2 separate regions of the Homo sapiens genome follow, and region 1 is linked to region 2. Evidence: read pairs that join two places in POLR2A ChIA-PET (ENCODE). Cell type or tissue: GM12878. All regions are shown on one strand. Links, peaks and the distances in the headings refer to the core of each region. The heading gives the core; the rest is flanking DNA.

What was found. ChIA-PET counts read pairs that join two places held together with the same protein. Peaks named below come from ENCODE experiments on the same cell type or tissue, not always from the same donor. Only the 100,000 strongest peaks of a DNase experiment are listed, where the experiment ranks them.
Region 1: POLR2A ChIA-PET joins it to region 2 with 6 read pairs; 3 of 35 experiments call an interaction of 5 or more read pairs at or near these places.

The regions. Positions count from the first base shown.
Region 1 is chr6:113,621,419-113,632,566 of GRCh38, forward strand. LINC02541 (long intergenic non-protein coding RNA 2541) reads right to left here. Exons shown (of 3, transcript NR_125844.1): 2 at 6,103-6,257; 3 at 2,117-2,228. Among named protein-coding and RNA genes, the nearest start is that of LINC02541, 23 kb to the right of the region's middle. RefSeq lists enhancers at 4,812-4,861, 9,558-9,857, 9,878-10,017, 10,888-10,937. In GM12878, for the core only: no CTCF peak of the experiment used is centred there; a DNase peak (open chromatin) is centred at 6,220; H3K4me3 peaks cover 1,877 bases; H3K27ac peaks cover 2,500 bases.
Region 2 is chr6:113,800,890-113,812,037 of GRCh38, forward strand. No RefSeq gene overlaps it. Among named protein-coding and RNA genes, the nearest start is that of MARCKS, 51 kb to the right of the region's middle. In GM12878, for the core only: no CTCF peak of the experiment used is centred there; a DNase peak (open chromatin) is centred at 4,492; H3K4me3 peaks cover 321 bases; H3K27ac peaks cover 465 bases.

The sequences.
Region 1 (11,148 bases), core at 5,019-7,518, 180 kb before region 2:
CAGCACTTTGGGAGGTTGAGGTGGGCAGATCACCTGAGGTCAGGGGTTCGAGACCAGCCTGGCCAACATGGCAAAACCCCGTCTCTACTAAAAATACAAAATTAGCCTGGTGTGGTGGTGCACGCCTGTAATCCCAGCTACTTGGGAAGCTAAGACAGGAGAATTGCTTGAAGCTGGGAGGCAGAAGTTGCAGTGAGCCGAGATCATACCACGGCACTCCAGCCTGGGTCAGAGAGGGAGACTCTGTCTCAAAAATAAATAAATAAAATAAAATAAAAATAAATAAATAAATTTTATATATATATATATAAGTATATATAAGTATATATATATAAGTGTATATATATATAAGTATATATAAGTATATATATATAAGTGTATATATATATAAGTATATATAAGTATATATATATAAGTGTATATATATATAAGTATATATATGTGTGTGTATATATATATAAGTATATATATGTGTGTGTGTGTATATATATATATATATATATATATATACACACACATATGTTAGTAAATGGGCCTGTACTTAGTTTCACATTGTTTGTCTTCAATTCTGTGATTCCGTAGAATCACAGTGTTCCCAGGCTTTCTCCCTATTTCTTGTTTTCTGGGCTCCTTTGCAGGTTCCTGCTGTGTCCCATCCCTTAGCCATTTGCACTCCTCAGCATTGTGCCCATGTTCCTGCCTCAGCAATCACCCCAAATCATACCATCCATTACCATCTACACGATGGTGACTGCCAATTTTCTGTCATTAGACTCGCACTCTCCTCTGAGTGCTAGGCCCACAGAACCAATTGCCTACTGGACTTCTGCATATAGTGTCCCATAGACACCTCGAACCCTACATGATGCAAACCCGAATCATCTTCCTCTCCAAATGTACTCTCAGGCCTGTGTTCCTGATCTTTGAAAATGAGATTATCATCAAGCCAATTACCTAAAGCAGACACTGTCCCCTTGACCTGGCCGACCACCAGTTATCAATGGCTGTCGGCTCTACCTCTCCCATATATCCCTTTATCTCTATGATCACCAGCCTAGTTAGGCACCAGTGTCTCTCACCATATTACTGCAGTCCTATTCTAACGGGTCTCTCTACAGATGTATGGGCTTAACCCCTTCAGGTCATGTAATGCTGAGGTCAGAGTGATCATTCTAAAATATAAATTTGATCAATTCCTTAACTTGGCTTACAAACTTTTATGCAACCTCATTCAGCCCCAACACTAGCCTTCTTTCTATCCCAGCTAAATGTCTTTCCTACATCAAATGTGCCACACTGTCTCTTATTTTTGAGTCTTGGCTCATGTTGCTGCGTTGGCCTATCACACTCTTTCTGACCCCACCCCAGCTTTGTCTTAACTTATGCTTATTCTTCATTTTAGTCTCTGCCTCTTCCAAGAAGCCCTTTCCAGCCCCCCAGGTACAGGTTAGGTATTAGGTACCTACTTGGTGTTCCCAGAGCATGTGTATTTCTCTCTTTGATAGCATTCACCAAATCATTTGCTGGATTATCCTTGGCTATTTTTTTGTTCCGACTCTCCCATTAGCCACTCCCATGAGGACATAGATTCTATCTGTTTTGTTCAAAGTTTAATCCCCAGCAGCTGGCCCAATACCTAGAACATAGTATACATTCAGAAAATATTTGCTGATGAGAGTCTTGAATAATACATCACATGAAATCACTTTCCCAAAGTGAGTGGGATATTCTAAAGAGAAAAATATTTCTTACCTTGTATTTAAATCCAGATGTGGGTTTTCCCCTTTCTCAGCCTTATTGGTTGTTTTAGTTATCAAGCAAAGATGATTTCTTTACTAAGTGAGGTAGAGGCAGGGAAAGTACAGCAGAGACAGAGACAAACAGTTCCAGTGTCCAGTGAGAGCAGACTTCCCTTTCTCACCAGGTTCACACAGCATGGGGGCCTAGAAGCCTCTATGATGATTCCTCTGGAACTGCTATTTTCTTTGATTTATGAGTGGTTTGAGATGGAGCCAATAATAATGTACATTCCAAACTTCTGGTACACTCTGGAAGGTTGCAGATAGATTTTCTATGCACATTAAATACATAATAATGATGGTCATTCAGACTTCATACTTGGCAGATTGTACATTGAAGAGGACCTGTTTCTTATTTGGCTGTTCAAATCACCTGGAATGGCCATTAAATTCAAAGGGATTCTGTGTTTGACTCTCTCCAAGTAGATTCTGAGTAAGATAAGAAAAAGAGTGGTCTATTCAGTGGTTAGTAAACTCCTTAATCTGTGCATTTCAAAATTAAAGACCCATCTGTAATCCTACCACTTTGAGAGGCCAAGGCAGGGGGAAATATCTTGAGGCCAGGAGTTTGAGGCCAGCCTGGGCCACATAGCAAGATCCCATCTCTACAAAAATAAATAAATAAAAAATTAGACAGTGTGGTGGGCCTGTAGTCCCAGCTACTCAAAAGGCTGAGTCAAGAAGATCACCTGTGTTCCACGGCTGAACCCTGGAGTTTAAGTTTATAGTGAGCTATGATCGTGACATTATACTCCAGCCTGGGTGATAGAGCTTGTCTCAAAAAAAAAAAAAAGTTAAAGGCCAAAGTACAAAGAAACCCACCATCTTACTCAGAATAGATTAAGGAGAATGTTTTCAAGGAGGTGATTAAAACTAAAGGTCTCAGCTAGCAAAGCCCGTAGAAACTGTTAATTCCTTTCTGAGAAAAGAAACTGCCTAAATTAAATAATCACTCCACCAAAAGGCATTTAAAGGTCACTTTTAGCAGACTCCTCTTGTCAGGAACATCAGTGCCAATTATTTCTGGTGTGCTAGGGATACTAGTTACCTTGTAAGAACGAAAAACAAAACAAAACAAAAAATGAGCAAACAAAACAATTGTTTTGTCATATTTCTGGAGAGAGCGTATCTTAAATCCAGCAAACAGACCCTAGAAAAACAGGAAAAATCAGCCTTTTCAGCACTGAACTTATGAACCTAACCATGAAGCACGACTCAGACTGGGCCTTATTTAGAGTTATCTGGGTCTTGGGCGTTCTGATTCCTCCAACAGCTAGGTGCAGATGTGGTATGGTCAAACGCAAGATTCAAGTCAGGAGGCTCAAATTCAAATCTAAGCTTTTACACATAACTCAGGCATGTTACCAAATGTCTCAGAATTTAAGAACCTTCCTATTCGACAGGAAGATAGTGATATGTACAATGCCAGGCTATAGTGGCACTGAAACGAGGTAATGTATCTAATCTTTTAGATTAATCTTTTAGATTAGCTTATTAAAGGGTCTATACAGTGTGTGAACAGTAAATACTAGGTAAGAAATGAGCTGTGTGCACTTGGCCAACTCACTCCATTTCTCTGGATTTCAGTTTCCTCATCTGTAAAATGGGAAATAATTAATACCAATCCCTTACACTATATAGAGACACAGGGGCAGAAGTGGTGGCGGTGAAGACACCAGAAGCAAAGGAGGCCAGACCTTCAGCCTCCCCACTGCACACAAACTGTTCACAGGACAATCAAGGCAGGCCCTTCATCTGCATTTTTTTCTTTAGATGGATTCTCGCTCTGTCGCCCAGGCTGGAGTGCAGTGGTGCGATCTTGGCTCACTGCAACCTCCCCCTCCTAGGTTCAAGTGATTCTCCTGCCTCAGCCTCCCAAGTAGCTGGGATTACAGGTGCATGCCACCATGCCCGGCTAATTTTTGTATTTTTAATGGAGATGGGGTTTCACCATGTTGGCCAGGCTGGTCTCGAACTCCTGACCTCAGGTGATCCGCCTTCCTCAGCCTCCCAAAGTGCTAGGATTACAGACGTGAGCCACTGCACCTGGCCACATCTGCATTTTTGTGTGTGCTTTAAACGAAAGAATGTATGGAAAGAACTTAACATTAACACATTATATTATAAAATAAAAGCAATTCTTAATATACTGTTCCATAAATTTTAACTTTTGTAAAACAAATACATATTTCTTAGTTAACTACTGTTTAAGCCCTCGATTCATACCTTAATTAATTAATCAAGCCCTAATTAATCCTGAAGCTAGGCTCCCTCCAGGGGGTTAGTCCTGGTGTTTTCCTAGGCCTGCTGAGAAGAGAAATGGACAGTGACCCTGTGATCAGATGAAATTCCAAAGACAGTCTCCACTGGACTCACACTCAAGCTCCCTGCCTCCATCTCTAGAGAACTGCAAGTAAATTACTTCCCAGAGCTTTGGGAGCCTCAGCGAACAACATATGGATTAGAGAAATGGGTTAGTCTGTCTCCTGGCCTCTCTTCTAGGAGAGAAGACAATCTGCTATAGAAGTACCAAATATGAAGGTTTCACATCTACTTCGCATCTTTTTGAGTTGCTTTTAGCAGCAACCTGGAAAGCTCCTTCACTTATGCCCAATACTGCAAAATGTTGGGCTTGTGAATTTAGAAACACTGTCAACACTTTGCTGCAGGTTGATATTAATTGATATTAAATCACCACGGAATATCTGTAGAAATGCACTAGATGCCGAAGGCTTTCTGACTGAAGAAAGGTAAGCACAATGAAATAATTAGATATGATTTGCCATTTCTTTACAAATGTTGCTACATACTCAATTCAGCAGCATGTGGTTTCTCACTTTCATTATTAGCTTGCTTGTATTCATTGTGTCTAGCTCTCTGGAAGTGGTTTTTTAAGTCCTTGAAAATCAAATAATGCAGTATTAAAAATCAATTTACTAGGTTAATCATAATGCTTTTCTCATTATGGTGTGCACATGTAATACCAGCTATTCGGATGGCTGAGATAGGAGGAGCACTTGAGACCAGGAGTGCAAGATCAGCCGGGGCAACACAGCAAAACCCAGTCTCTAAAAAAAACTAAAATAAAAATAAAATAAATAACGCTTTTCTCAGCACTACCAATTCAACTGAAATGTGGCTCTGTAACAATACTGAGAGAATGCAGGACTTTCAAACATGTTTAGGGAAGAAAGTGGGTACCCTGGATTTAGACATGGAGTTACCACTAGATATTTGAGGAATATATGTAAATTCCAAAGTTATTTAAAATGCTTCTCTACCCAACAAAGTTGGGATCATGGGGAAGATATATGTGCTGCTTACCAATATTTCTAGCTTCCCTCTTTTAGGACAAGGGAATATTATACTGTCTACAACCTTCGAATTATTAACAGATGTAGCCATGTGACTTCTTTTGGCCACCAGAAGGAAGTGTTTCATTTCTAACATTCTCCTGACCTGCCTGGCTAGCAGGGATGCACACACAGCAGAGCCATCACATGAGTGAGGGATGCCCTTGAGAATCACTCAGCCATTTAGCAGACTTTGCATGAGCAAGAGAGAAACTCTGTCACTTTACAACAGATTTATTTGCTTCCATAGCATGGCCTAGCCTTTCTCATCAGTACAGAGTCCACCAAGCCCTACCATAGCAAGCTTCTTTGGGTCCCTAAGCATGTCCTCAGTATTGTCCATTCACTCTTCTCACTACTCATTCTGTTCTCCTGCCTCCCTTTCATAAGGACCCTGATGTATACATTGGGCCTACCAGGATAACATACCCCATCTCAAGGTCCTTAACTTAATTGCATCTGCAAACATCCTTCTGCCATATAAAATAACACTCTCAGCTGGTGTCTTTTAATCATCTTACCTCACCTTGCTCCTCTACCATTCCACACGCCTTCTCACCCTTGGCTAACACAGTGTCTTAAACATACATCCCTGCTGAATAAATGAATGCTTAGTTCAAAATGTATACCATATCAGAATCTCTGCTTTATCAAAAGCCCAAACAATATGGTTAATAAAGCTACACACACACAAACATACACACAAAGAAAAAGCTAATGCACCTCATAAAACAAAACTAGGTAAGAAAGTTGCTCAATCCAGGCTATCAAAATTAATGGGAAAAGGAAGTAAACGATCCTCTCATACTGACACTCAGTAGTAAGTCCTTAAGAAATATTAAAAAATGCATCAAGTCTACGATTCTTTGCAGAAACACATATATTGTATATACTTATACCAGTAGTGAATACATATGCATGGAATCAAATCACCAATAGCTCAGCAGAACCTAAGCCATATGTCTTCTTGCAGAGAGTTGCTTATTAGCTGTCTTTCATTCTTTCCATATTAGACAATTCGAGAAAGGTAGAGACAGTTATTTCATTCTTCTCAGTTCTATTTCTGCTTTCTTAGTGTCTTCATATTCATCAATTCACAAGGGCCCTGAGGTGAGAAAACAGAACAAAAATCTCTCTTTAAACATGTGATCTCTCAAATCTGCCAAACTTGGTGACTTCATGATAATTGTTTCAACCACTTTCTTCTGCTGACCCAATACTTAATACGCCATAAGATTGAAGACATTCTCTTTTATCTGCTGTTCAATTTGCTTGCTCTCCAGCCATTTACCTATAGTTTTCATCATTTTTTCAGAAGTACAACCTTGACAATTCTGGGATCTTCCAATGGTGAGTTTAAACTAACTTGAGCAACTGTCTATGGGGCTTCTAATTATCCCATGAATGAATCCAATAATTGAGTTGAAAATAAATTTCAACCACAACAATACAGTTTTAGCTCGAGGCAGGTTCTGAAGTAGAAACTAAAAATATGAGACTAAAGTATTATTTTAAGGGGCTATTACAGGGAGAAAATGGTAAAATTTTTTTGCCTCTGTCAAGAACTACATGGGGGTTAGCAGCCACATAGTGGCCTGAGGCCTCGGAGGGGATGGCCTCTTTGGCTGTGGCTGTGAACTAGGATCAGCTGAGCCACAACAGTGAATCCCACAACATTCTCTGACACCCCGGACTAACCCCCTGCTCCTACAGACTTTCTGCCCTTGAACTTCACAGCTGCTCTCATCTCCTTTCCAGGTTTGTCAATTCTAGGTTTTCAGCTCACTTTATTCCCTAGCTTAGTTTCTGTTTCTTTATTCATAAAATAATGTTACAAGAATGAATAAGGTAAATATGTAAAACATGAGCATAATACCAGTATACTAGATCACACAAAAAAAATGTTACTTGGTTCATTCATTCATGTAATCACTTAATGTACAAGTAAGTCTTTCCACTAGGTGTGGGAGATATTATGACCAAAAAGTCACAGTGCTTATCCACAATTATTCCACACTACAGAGCAGAGTTTTTGAGCTAGAATCTATGGAACTCTAGGGTATGGATATATATAACTTCAGAAGGTCTGTGAACTTCTGAAATTGTGAGCAGAATAATGTTATGTTTATATGTGCTTTATGTTTTATTTTATAATTATCATTATTTTTTTAGACAGGGTCTCACTCTGCTGGCCAGACAGGAGTGCAGTAGCATGATTACAGTTCACCACAGCCTTGAATTCCTGGGCTCAAGAGATGCGCCCATCTTAGTCTCCTGAGTAGCCAGGACTATAGGATTGTGCCACCACACCTGGCTAATATATTTTTTTAATCTTTTCAATAAAGGTCAGGTTTTGCTATGTTGCCCAGAATTGTCTCAAGCTCCTGGGCTCAAGTGATCCTCCTGCCTCAGCCTCCCAATGTGCTGGGATCATAGGCATGAGCCCCCACACCCAGCCAAGAGTACTTTTCTAAAGAGAGAAGGTCCATTTCTTTCAACAGATCCTCAAAGGGATCTGCATTGTGGTCATTCTTGGTTTTCACCTACCCAGCACGCCTCTCCTGATAACACAACACATTCCTTCCCCTTGAAGAAGTACCATTTGCCATTCTCAATTGATATGGTTTGGATAAGGGCCAATCCCACCACCTGCCTCCAAGATTAGCCCCCATCCAAACCATATGGATTGAGACTGGCCAAGCTGGGCCAAACAAAGCAAAAAGGACATATACTTCCCAACAAAGCTTCAAAACTTGTAGAATTTAAGCCATAAATGTTTATAGCCATCTTTGCCATCATGTGAGGAAGGCTGCCTAAAATAGAATAAGGAAGAAAGCTAAGTCAAAAGCTGAAAAAAGGCAAACTTACAGAACTTTTGTTGAAAGAGTTAATTTCAGCTAAAATTGAGGTCAATTCCAGCCTGGGACTTTTTGGTTACATAAGCAATAAAGTTCTGTCTTCCTGAAATCTGTTAGAATTTTCTTTCCCTCCTTTTCAGTGAGATTCAATCCTGCTAATTCAGTTTAAATCTCCCATACCCACCTCCCCCACTCACCAACAAATAAACAAAACTCCTAGTTTATTGTCCCAGATACTAAGCTATCCAACCCATGGGTTAGGTATTCAACTTAGCTTTATTAATCATAGGGCTCATTACTTTATGTATCCTGAAATACAAACTCCACCCCACCACCAGGCCACAGTTTACCATGCCCCTCATTTTACTTTATCTCCACATCCACTTCTTCCAACCTTGCAGAACCCAAAAACAGAGATCATGTTTTCCTCTAATTGACTCTGAGCCACTTACAGAATCACAAAAGCACCAAAATAGTTTCCTCCCTGTGTTTTCCCTCCATATTCAATATGTCAAAGTGATTATACATCCTGTGTCCCCAATTAACATAGTAGCATTCAATATTTAGTACACTCTGAATACATATTGGTGGAATAAATAAAATAAGCCATGCTGGAACTTTATCTGTTGTTCTTAAAAGAAAGAGAAGCTGCCAGAATTGGAGCTTGATCCAGGGGCTTCCCAGGGGACCATCCTCTAGGGAAGAAGATGTTGGTTTCATAGTTACTTGGTCCATTACAGTTCACAGAGGACAGTGCACACAAAATCAGAAAAGCAGGTGGGCTTATTGCAGTAAACGTGAAGCAATAGCTAGTTTCATTTTGATAGCACAAATTTTAGACCCTACCCTAATGAAACTATAATACATGAATAAAAAATGAAAGTTAATATATGAAAATGAAACCAATCATTACAATAAAAGGATGGGATTGAGGCTATATTTTCTAATTATGAAAAATCTCTTTTATGATATTTAATGTGATTTAAAGGATTTTCAAAACACTTAGTACAAATCTCTATGTAAATATTAATGTTTAAAAAATATTGCAGCCTAGGCAACATAGCAAGGCTCTGTCTCAAAAAAAATATTGCAGACTATTCACTTATGTTACAACATATACTCAAGTGGGAAATTCCCTGGTGACAAAATATCTAGAAAGTATGCCAATAAACACACACACACACACACACACACTTCAATTAAAGGAATGAGCCCATTTAATGAAATGGACTATCTCTTATCATGATATGTAAATAGCATTTCAGTTATAGAAAAAATACTACAAAAATCACTAGAGCAATTTTTTTCATTGCAAGACCTGAACATAAGGTGTATATTTTTGTAACTGTGTTTTTTAGAAAAGAAGAAGTAAAAGAAGAACCACCTGCACCTAGGTGGCAATTCCCCATCACAGGGGGAGGGAGCCAGTCTTGGCCACTGGGCACAGAAGAGACTGCTTAGGAAATCCCTGTGAGCTCTAAAGGAAGTAAGAAAACACAGAAATGCAAAGCTCCAATACTCCCCCACGTATCACAGACTCCTCTAAATTTCCCACTGGGTGTTTCAAGAGTTGGTCCTGGTGAGGTGGGAGGGGGAGACCAAAGGGAAGAGAAAAAAAAAAACAAAGGCCATTTGTGGGGAAGCTGAAAGGACATGGAGGTACAGAGGCAGAAATGGTGGCAGTGACGACATATGGGGCAAATATGCCCAGACCCTCAGCCTCCCCACTGCACCCACACTGTCCACAGGACAATCGGGGCAGGACCTTCATCTGTGTCCTCCGGTTGAGGGGTTGCCTACATAATCTGAAAGAGAAGCGTGAAACTCCAGAAGGGGAAAAAAATGCCTCTTTTGAAGGGGACTTCCCTTGCCAGTGAGGTTTCAGATCATGTTCTGTAACAGCCTACTGGCCTGTGACAGGGCCTCCAGGAAATGAGACAACTCAGATGCAGAGTACTAAGGGAAAAATTTCAGTAGTGGCTTGAGAAAACTAACTGTTGAGTCTGACAAAGCAAAGTTCTAAGATAGTGCGAAGTATAACTAGGGCTGCTTTGAAAAGGAAACCCAGAGAGCAAGGACAGGTGTCGCTTAGTTTTAAAAAATAATTAGAGCTTCTGTTTATTGAAAGCCTACCATGTGTCAGGAGCCTTGCATGCCTTATCTCTTACTCTTACATCAGATGATATGAAATTGACATTATTATCCCCATTCTCATCTGTAAAGTGAGAAAACATACTCAGATAAATTAAGTAAATTAGCCAACATCATCCAGTTCCAGGGCCACGATTCAAGCCAAGGTCCATCCGATACCAATTACTATGCTTCTGCCTTGGCCCTTCTGTCATTAATTCATGTGGTTCACTGTGAAAGTCATGGACTTCTTTAAACCTAGATTTCCCCTTATGACATGGTACAAGTAAGCCTAAAGTTAGATAAAATCATAGCCTATGATGAGCTAATTTAAGCTTCAATCTGTCTCTGTCACTAGCCAGTTCTGTGGAAATGGACAACTCAAGTAACTTCTCCAGGTCTCAGTGTTCCCATCTAAAAAGTGGGGTTGTAGTGGGCCTCTACAGCTCTTGACTTCTATGAGGCACACCGAGTCCTCACATGCCAACATAAAAAAGGAAATTTCAAAATTGTCTTTGTTTTTTAACAAAGTATATGAGGGGATTATTCCAGTTCTCTATGAATAATATATATATTTAAAGAGCCTATGTTTAAAAAATTAAAATGCTTTAAAACATTTTCTAGATGGCCTTACAAATGGAAAAAAAAAGTATTCCTAGCCAACCCTCTGTCAGCAGAAAGGCCACACAGAAAAAAGCAAATCACAATTCTTTACCCCTCTCAGCATAAATCATTACTCACCGTGGGAAAATGATTACTTGCCAGGAAGTAGAACCTATGAATCATTATACTGTTGTCCTCGACCTCTGATAGAGCAAGAATTAGGGGAAAGACTGAAAAGCTGGGGAGTGAACTCTGATTTGACAATAGTTCCACTCATGGCATCGTAAGGCAATGAAAACAGAAAGCTGATCGAGCCGTAGGGCTGTCAAGTCCCGGTGCTGCTGCAGTGCACGTCTGAACCCAGAGCAGAATGACATGGGCCCCTGACTTTCTGAGTCACTCCTT
Region 2 (11,148 bases), core at 3,217-5,716:
ACTGAGAGCATCAAGTGTAGGTGGAGAAGGGGGACGGAAATTGATTTCTTTGACAAAGTTATTTCTCTGGGAAAAAAAATCTGCAAAAATATTCCACCTTGCTTTTAGGCATAATTTTATCATATTTAATTAGTACTGAAGCCAAGAGTTAGGCTTAGACCTTGACTGGAAGCAAACACTGTGCTAGGGTACTAAAGCTGGCTTGTACTTGCTTGCAAGAGTTGATTGTTAAATTTTGGCAAAAAATTTGGTAAGCCAGCTGCTAAACCCCAATATTGTTAAAAATTAACCTATATAAACTTAAAATTAAATTATATTTTAGAAGGTAATAATACTTAGAATTCATCACTTCCTAATTGTTTATTTTACTATCACATATGCTGTTGAGGTTATTTACATTTATTGTACTTGTACGGTGGAAATACTAAATAATAGCATGCTATCATGCATCTCCTGCCATTGTTTACTTAAAATCAACCAAAGTGGGAATGTGTACACCATGGAAATCAGCAACTACTACAAATAGGATTTTTTTTCTTAGAAAGCTGATTGGTAAATACTTAACCTTCACACCACGGAACACCACTTTCAAATATTAAAGAAATCAATTGGACTTGAAAATTTACAGGACTTCTGGGAGCCTAGAGTGGACTGAAACAATCTAAAAGTAGTTTAAAATATTATCTCTGGTCTCCACTAGTCAAATAAAAGTGTCCAAAAAAAATCATTACATTCTGAATTAAAAAAAATTCATGATACTAAAATAGAGGAAAAGAGAAAAAGCATTATTGTACAGAAAATTATTCAATTAATAAATGTAAAAATGAGGATGAAATTAGAAAATCACCATTTTGGAACCATCACTGTAATAAATGAGCCAGGTAAGGATCATTATTAACAAATGTTAATGCTATTGCGTGAGGGATTATTGGAGGACAGGATATTCATACAATCGCCTCACTTAATACTTTTCAGCTCCAAAAAGAGAGAAATCTGGTGAAAATACCTTACCAAAAATATAAAACTTAACATCACCAATCTTTGTATAATGCACATTATATAATATAACAGATTATACACATCACCTTTAAAGTATTCTTGCCAAAAATGTTTGTCCTGAACCTAATCATGAGTAAATAATCAGAAAAATCCAGGTGTAGACTATTCTATAAGACAATTGATTTGGACTCCTCAAAATATCAATGTATGTCAGACATTTTAAAAAGTAGAGGGCTTTTTCTAAAATAAAGGAGACTAAGGATATCCAATAACTAATGTATGCATTATATTTGCTTGGGGCCTGCATTTTTTTAAGTGTAAAGAATGTTTCTGGCACGTGGGAAAAATTTGAATGTGTAATCTCTATTTGGTATTAGTGCATCAGTGTTAAATTTTGAGAGAGTAATAATTTTGTTATGCAATATATTAGCTTGTTTCCACATACTGAAGAAACATCTGAAACTTAAAAAAAAACTGTGTGAATACACACACACAGAATGCAAATGTGGCAAAGTGTTAAGAATTGGCGAATCTAGGTGAAGAATATACGTTCTTCATTATATTCTACTTTAATCCTACTTTTCTGTAAGATTGAATTTTTTCAAAATAAAAATATGGGTCCGGGCGCAGTAGCTCATGCCTGTAATCCCAGCAGTTTGAGAGGCCAAGGTGGATGGGTCCCTTGAGGTCAGGAGTTCGAGACCAGCCTGACCAAAATGGTGAAACGCTGTCTCCATTAAAAATACAAAATTACCCAGATGTGGTGGCACATGCCTGTAATCCCAGCTACTCGGGAGGCTGAGGCAGGATAATCTCTTGGACCCAGGAGGTGGAGACTGCAGTGAGCCAAGATCATACCATTGCACTCCAGCCTGGGCAAGAAGAGTGAAACTCCATCTCAAAAAAAAAAAAAAAAAAGAAAAGAAAAATATATATATATGTAAAATACAAAAGTCAAGAGAGATGCAAAGAGAAAGAGAAAGAAAAAGAAGAAGGAAAGAAAGAAAGAAAGAAGAAAAAAAGAAAGAAGAAAGAAAGAAAAAAGAAAGAAAGAAAGAGAAAGAGAGAAAGAGAAAAAGGAAGGAAGGGAAAGAAAGAAAGAAGGGAGGGAGGGAGAAAACAACTAAGTATAAGAGAATCTTAACCCTCATTGCTCAATCAGGAACACAGATATTCTTGAAATAACAGCTTAAATATGATGTTCTCATAATCAGAAATGCAAACAAAACAAGATATCCAGAGATAAAAGAAAATTTATCTGTACTTTAAAATTTTTTTGAGTTCAGCCTAGTTTTTATGTATTCATATCATACAACAATACATAGCTATCAAAAACATTTTCTCGAAAAGTAGTAAAGAGCATAGAAAAATAATAATGTGAATTCAATGAAGCATCAAATAAAACTCTAGTGATCTTCATTTTATGTTTATTATAATATTAACATAAAATAAAATGCACAAATTTTAGGTGTTCAGTTTTACATATCTTGGCAATTGTATACACTAGCATAACTACCATCCAACAAGAAATAGAACATTTTTGGGTGTTCTTTATATATTCTGCCTACAAATTTTTTGCATGCATATGAGCTGAGAATATTTTTTTCCCAGTTTAAGACTTGTCTAGTCATTTCTGAATGATGCCTTTTAAAAAGCAGAAAATTTTTTGTGAAATCGAATTTAACATTTTTTCTCTTATTGTTAATGCTTTTTGTGTTCTTTCCTTGAAATCTATGCCCACCCTAAGATCAAAAAGATATTCTCTTTTTGTTCTTGAAACTTTATGTTTCTGGTTTTAAGTTGAGGTCTATGATCTGTCTCAAATGAGTTTTTTTGTATAGAATGAGATATGGGTCAAAGTTCATTTGTTTTCTTCCATGTGGATATTCAGTTGCTCCAGCAGCATTGCTAAATCCTTTGGAAATCGACTTGGTACACTGACTGATCTTGGTTTGTTTGTTTGTTTGTTTGTTTGTTTGGAAACAGGGTCTCACTCTGTCACCCAGGCTGAAGTGCAGTAGCACCACCATGGCTCACTGCAGCCTCAACTTTTCCTGGGCTCAGGTGATCCTCCCACCTCAGCCTCCTGAGTAGCTGGGTCCACAGGCATTAGTTTAAAATTAATTAAAAATTAGTCCACAGCTAATTTTTGCATTTTTGTAGAGACAGGGTTTTACCATGTTGCCTAGCCTGGTCGCAAACTCCTGAGCTCAAGTGATCCTCCCACCTTGGCCTACCAAAGTGCTGGGATTACAGGCATGAGCCCCGCACCCAGCTTCTCTTGGTTTATTTTGTAAAGTATAATATACAGACAAAAAGGCTAAAAGTACAGTTTTCCCTTGGTATACACAGAGGACTGGTTCCAGGACCACCTGTGCATACCAAAATCTTACTCATACTCAAGTCCCTCAGTCGGACCTGCGGAACCCATGTATATGAAAAGTCAGCCCCCTCCGACTGCCAATATATGCAAGTTTCCCATCCCTCAAATATGAATTTTGTATTTTTTTAAGTGAAAGCAAGTTGATTAAGAAAGTAAAGGAATAAAAGAATGGCTACTTCATAGTCAGAAAAGCCAAATTTTGTATTTTTTATCCAAGTTTGGTTGAAAAAGATCTGCGTAAAACTGGACCCATTCAGTTCAAACCTGTGTTGTTCAAGGACCAACTGTAAAACTGAAAGCATTAATGATAGTTATTATTAAGTGATAGGATTATAAGTTGTTTTCTTGTCTTCTTTATACCTTTCTGCATTTTCTTAATTTTTGACAATAAACCTGTATTACTTCGTAATCTAAAAATATATAAAGCTTTTAAATTTTCATGTTCATTTTTTCTTTTCCTTTAGCTATAGCATAAAACCTACAAAATTATAGCTTAAAATGCACATAAATAAATGTAACTTTAAAAACTTGTAAGTTTGACTCTATACGCAAATATCTTACAGATAAGTAAGATATTTTATCTAAATGATAAAAGTACATCTGAATAAGTGGACACATTGTGAAAAGTATTCCAACAATTACTATGTATTTTAGCTCTATTTTTATATCTTTCATTTACGCTGAATAATTCTGGAAGTTCATAAAATTTGCCAAGTACAAAACTTTGAACATCGCTTTAGATATGAATATTTTGTCATTTCAATTTTGTAATAATTTACATATATATTTAAGTTCTTTCTGTGCTGGCAAAGTGTTTTTCAAAGGCCCAGAAATTCCTTTTTTTCTTGCATGGGGTTAAACACTGATCTCATAATCTTATACTCCAAACTTTAGAGACTCTTTCTTGTGAGTTCAAAAGTAAACATCAACCCCTATGTGTCTATCACAAATGGAGTCAAAATGAAAGCAGTTTTGCTGTAACATGGTATTATGCCTGAAGAGATAAATATATACTGGCAAAAGAGGAAGACAAGCTAAGAATCAACAGTAAAAATGTATAACTCATCAGTTTCGATTACAGAAATGTCACATACAACTTTCTTCTTTCTGTTTTGAATTGGTTTTGGATTCCCTGTTTCGCTTGAGGTTTAAATTTCAGCCTTAAATGATCAAACACCAGTTCTCCAGGCCTGCCTTTCTTACTTTCTCAGCAATTTAAGCCAGCTTAGACAATTCAACTTAACCTAAATTAGTCAAACATTGGAAAACTCTCAACACACCTGGCGTGTTTCAGCTGTATGACAACCTGGGCCTCAAGCTTCATTGCACTGATTTGTGGCACAACAGTTAGCAGCATGCTTGGGAAGGGAGGCCTATATCATGGGAACGTCGAGAATGGGAGTAGAGAGAGGAATCTAACAGCAGTTCTTCTGATGGACTACGTAATCAAAATATTTACTTTCACTGTACGGCTATTGTGGCACTGAAATGACACATATGTATGGTGAACCTGGGTAGAATATTAGAAAGCTGCTGTATAGGAAGCAGCATTGTCTAAAAAATATATCGAACAGAAGAAATCTAACATGGAAAAAATAGTTAATATGAATAAATACTGAGGAGGGAAAAAAGGAGTCCTGGAAAAGTGATCGCAGAACTGCAAAAATGACTATTTAGGACTGAAAGAGTTCATGTGGTAACTTTTCTGCAGCTGTGACCATTTGTCCGTATTAACAACAGACCTGTTTTGTTTTGTTTGGGGTTTTGACAAATTACAGCATCCTGTATTGTTCTCTCATCTTGTGGAAAGAAAGGGAAATGTAACTCTATAGAGTTTTATCTTGTATTTTTTATTTTCCCAAAATTCTCCTGAACTCACCGATAGGTGTAGACTAGATGCAAAAGCCTTTGAACTTCAATTGTAAAGTCAGAGGGAAAGGTTTGGTCTTGACGATTCTAAGTCAGTCACTAATGGAAATGAAAGCTGTGCACTCTGGAAACCCTGGCTCCGGTGCTGGGGGATCATGTGCAAACCATGGAATAAGTGGTCAGGCCAGAGCTCTGGAACAGCCTTCCTGTCCCTTGGCTAAGTCTCCCTTCCCCACAATTTCCACAGCTGCTTATCCCAACCCCACTTCTCTGCCTGTTTTTCTCCAACACAAATCAACACTTTAATCAGAAGTATTGAAGTTCCTAATTGGTGGAGAAGGCAAAGATACTGTACCAAGAAGTGAAACGGATAGGTTCCTCCCTGCTAGAACCAATGTAAAGTTACAAAACAACCAATTAAGAAAGGATTATATTTTTCAAAGACCAACTGATGAGATCATTGTTTCTTTTAAGCTTGAGGAGGATGATTTGGTATGATTTAGGCAAAAAGGAGAATATTCTCAGTGCTTGACCCTTGGCCTTCCAACACACACACAAACACCGTTTTTTGGTTTTTTGGTTTTAAAGAAAAAGAGTTTATGATTGGGGGAATCATTGATTTGAAGAGAACTGGACTAACAGAGTCCTTGTCTATCAGTTTCTACTCATTTGTTGTTTGTTTGTTTGTTTGTTGAGACAGAGTTTTGCTTTTGTTGCCCTGGCTGGAGTGCAATGGCGCGATCTCGGCTCACTGCAACCTCTGTCCCCTGGGTCCAAGCGATTCTCTTGTCTTAGCCTCCTGAGTAGCTAGAACTACAGTGCATGCCACCATGCCAGGCTAATTTTTGTATTTTTAGTAGAAACAGGGTTTCACCATGTTGGCCAGGCTGGTCACAAATTCCTGACTTTAGGTGATCCACCTGCCTCAGTCTCCCAAAGTGCTGGGATTTCAGGCATGAGCCACCACACCCAGCCACCTTCTACTCATTGCTATTACATGGGATCTACAGGGAGAAAGAGTTTCTGTCCCTTATTTCTACTGATGGACAACCCCTTTAGTCTTTTTTTAACAATCTCTGTAGTGGATTGTATGGTGACTCCCAACAAGGTATGTCCATGTCCTGACCACCAGAGCCTGGGAACATGGCCTTATTAGGAGAAGAGGTCTTTGCAAATGAAATCAAGTTAAGAACTTAGATGAGGTAATCTTGGACTATCCAGGTGGGCCCTAAGTGCAATGACAAGTGTCCTTATGAGAGACAGAAGAGAAGCCCATGGAAATATGGAAGCAGAGATTAGAGGGAGGAAGTCACAGGCCAAGAACAACTGGAACCACCAGCGTCTGGAAGAAGAAAAGAAAAAAATATCTCCTACAGCCTCCAGAGAGAGTAACGTGCCCTGTCAGCAACTTGATTTCAGACTTCTGGTCTCCAGGACTATGAAAGAATCAATTTCTGTTGTTTTAAAGTACTAAATTTGTGGTAATTTGTTACAGCAGCCTCAGGAAACTAATACAGTAAACTAAGGTGTTTGTTTTTGTTTTTGTTTTCAGTTTCTAATTCCACAATTTCTATTATTCATTCATTTGTTCAGTAAACAAACAGGCAATGAATGTGTCAGGCATTGGACAATGCACGAGAGATACAGAGTTGAAAAATAAATCTATTCTCAAGAGCTTTATAAACTGATAGGGAGAATCAGACATGTAAGTACAATGAAGTATTACAATGTCATTATTATGTATAGGCATGAGAAGGAAGTGACCACTGCTTCCTGGGATGGTCACAAAAGGGTTCAAAGAAGAGAGACACAGAAAAGCTGAAGAAGTGTTTGCTGGCCAAGAGGGTTAAGAATGGGAGGGAGGGAATTCTTGGAAGAGAAAGTATCATAAACAGAGGTATGGAGGTATGCAATCACATAACCTCTACAAATATTGGATGCTTTTAAGTATATCTGGTAAGATTCTACAGTAGGCCTGGTGAAAGGCAGTGCTAAAGGGTAGATAAGGAAGGGCCAGATTATTGACAGCCACATTAGTCAAGCTGAAGAGTTTGGAATGAGTCCTATGGCAAATGGGAAACCCTTAAAACTTAAGGTTTTTAAGCAGGGTGGCAACATGTCACACTTGTGTTTCAGAAAGTTTGCTGTGGTAGAGGTGGGCTGGGTGCCTTGGGGACTCAAGATCAAGGCAGGGAGATTCATTAGAAGAGTACTGATGTGGTCAAAGGAGCAGAACTAAGGCTAAACTAAGGCACAATCATGAGGCGGAGCAGAGGAATGGCAAGAAAGAGAAATTGACAAAGGAATCTGAGAAAGAATAGAGTTTGAGTTAGAAAGTGAGAAGCAAACAGAGCAAATTCTATTGCAGTAACCAAGAGAGAAGAGGGGATCAAGAAGGAAGTAACAACAGTCAGAAGCCAAGTGATGTGAAGAGGACTCCACTGGATTTGCCAATGAAGAGGCCACTGGTGACTTTGGCAGAAAAGTTTGAGGGGAGATGTTATCTATTAGCCATGTAAATTGCTGGCAAGTCAATTAGCATCAGCAAAACAAAGATTGGTCCATAGATCAGTAGTCATCAAAATATATTCCCCACACTATCCCAGCATCATCTTGGAACTTAGAAATGCAAATTCTCAGGCCCCACTCCCCCTAAATCAGATACACTGGGTTAGGGGTCCACAATCTAGGTTCTAACAACGATTTTGATGCAGAAGTCTGAGAACCGTCTATATACACTAGACAGGACTTTACTGCTGAAAAGGTAATTCATGGACTGGCAGCATCAATATCACCTGGGAGCTTGTTGGACCCCACACCTGACCCATTGAATCAGAATCTGCATTGTAATAAGATCTCACGTGATTCAGTTACACAGTGAAGTTAGAGAAGCACTGTTGAAGGGTTTCAATCTCAATAGCTTTCTTGCCCAGTGTCTGAGATTACCTTTTACATAAATCTGCTAAGTTGCTAATTCAAGGAAGGGGGGAGAATTCAATATAACATAACATATTTCCTCCTCTCAAGTGGGATAATAAGGAATAACAAATGGGCTATTTATAGCTTACATGAGACCAGAAACATTGCATGTGCAGTCAAAGTAATGTAGGTGCTTTGTAGTTTTTGGCATTTCAATTCTAGGTTACAGAAATACATGTTTTTCCTCAAAAAGATAGAAAACCTACTGGGGTTCATTATATTATTCTGGTGGAAAATAATATCAGGCCATTAGGACTTTATTCAAAAAAGTATCTTGGTATTCTTGACAGAGACAGTATATGGAAACAGATAGATCTTTACATAACCTTAGTGGGGAATTGCTTGTTAGGAAACCAAAAACATTAAGATCTGTGCAATTTACTGTTTGTAAAATAGAGCTCCATAAAAAAACTGAGAACAATTATATTTACTTTGTGTAAATATAGTTTAGCCCAAAGATTCTCAAAATGTCCTCAGACCAGCAGCATTGGCACCACTGATTGGCTTGTTAGAAATGCAAATGATTGGGCTCTGCTGTGACCAACTAGATCAGTATCCCTGGGGCCGGGATACAGGAAATTGTCTAGCAATCCAGGTGATTCTCGTGCATGGTAAAATTTGGTTTAGGCCTCAGAGACGCTTCATATAAAACACCTCTGCCTGCATTGTCTCTTCTTTGCCTTAACTGCCTCTGAAACTCTCTTCTCGGCTGAAATATTTTCATTTATCTTTAAAATCCTTTTGTGGGTCCTTTCCTCCTTCCCCTTTTTTCTTCCTCTATCTACCTATGTCTTTCCGTTCTACTTTTTCACTTCCTGTTTTGTTCCTAGCTCACTTTAGCTTTGAACTGCCCCATTCTCAAAGATGCATACAAATCTAGCACTTCTACGCAAAAATGTGCCAGCCTAAGCAAGTCTATTAGATACCCATGCTCAGCATTATGAAAGAAACGAAACAGTACATCAGCCACTTAGTTCTTGAAACAATGCAACTTAAAGAAATGACAGTATAGAACGAGTCACTGTACAGTTCTTTGGTATTAATGTGACTTTAGCAAGAACACTCATGACTGTCATGTGCTAACTGTCCACAAAATGTCTGCTGGCATAGAAAAGTACATGATTTTCAATCTACAGGCAGTTCACCAGAACATTTGGGCCCTGTATTAGGATTAAATGTTCATGACTTCACCATAAGAGGTGGCTAATAGGTACAGTAGGAACAAATATTAATAATAATATTAATAAAAGTGTTACTTTGTTTAACTGAAATAATTTGTCTTTATTATACAGTCTACCACTAATAATGATCATTGCTTATAATTATTTATTACTAAATTTAGTCCAAAGCCTTTTCTATGAGCCTTACAGTTAACAGGTTGGTGCAAAAGTAACTGCAGTTTTGCCATTAAAAGTAATAACAAAAACCGCAATTACTTTTGCACCAACTTAATATTACTATACGTATGTATTTATTTATTTTAAGACAGAGTCTTGCTCTGCTGCCCAGGCTGGAGTGCAGTGGCGTGATCTCGGCTCACTGCAATCTCTGCCTCCTGGGCTCAAGCAATCCTTCCACCTCAGCCCCTCAAGTAGCTTGGACTACAGGCACCCGCCACCACGCCCAGCTCATTTTTGTATTTTTAGTAGAGATGGGTTTCCGCCATGTTGCCCAGACTGGTCTTGAACTCCTGACCACAAGCAACCCACCATCTCGGCCTCTCAGAGTGCTGGGATTACAGGCATGAGCCACGGCACCTGACCTACTATGTATTCAAACCTCCCCATAACCCTATGAGTTCAATACTATTATTATCATCTCCATTTTACAGATGAGGAAATAGAGGAATGGTAAGGTTAAGTAACTTGTCTAGAGTCATTTTGCTGGGAAGTAGTAGACATGGGATTTGCATATAGGCAATCGAGCTTTGGGGTCCTAGATTGTAACTACTGCATTACACTGCTTCTCAAGTGAGAATGGGTTGAATTATACAAGACATATTTGAATTTCACGTTTCTTCACCTTTTGCATTAAGAGACCAGGTTCATTACATATTTTCACATTCTCACACTTTTGTGGAAACAGCATGGTACTGTGGGGCAAATGCCTGCCTGGGAGCCAGAGGTCCTCAAATTTTATCCTAGTATTATAAGCAACTAACTAGATGCATATGGGGACGCTCATGGGTTTACCCTTAATAGGTCACAATTTCTTCTCTTACAAAAGGGGAGTGTTAGACTCCATTAGATCATATTAATGGTTCTTTCCAGATCCAACATTCTGTGAATTCGAAGAATGAAACATAGTCCTAGGAAATAATTAGACTTGGGAACATAACGGTACACAGAAGCATAATTAATCAATTTTCTAATTATTCCTTTAGCTATAATATAAACAAATAATTCAACATGGCATAATTCTTGGTTATTAAGGCAGAACAGAAGTGTTTGCTACTATGTGAACAACATGCAGAGAAATAAAAACAAAAACTAAAGTACGTTTGCTCAACATGATAAAGGCCAGAGGTGAGGGATAGTGTTAATTTCCTACTGTTGCTTTAACAAATTATCACAATTTAGTGGCTTTAAAAAAGCCCACAAATTTATCTTATAGTTCTGGAGATCAGAAATCTAAACTGTGTCTCACAAGGCCATAATCAAGCATCAGTAGGGCTGTGTTCCTTCTGGAGGCCTAGGGCAGAGTCCATTTTCCTGGCCTTCTCCAGCTTCTGCAGGTGGCCTACATTCCTTGGCTCATGGCTCCTTTCCCCTACTTTCAAAGCTGGCAATGACAGGTTAAGTCCATCTCATATGACATCATTCTGACCTCTTCTATTAGGTTGGTGCAAAAGTAATCACGGCTTTGCCTTGTGATTAAATTAGGCCCACCCACATAATCCAGGATAGTCTTTCCTTCTC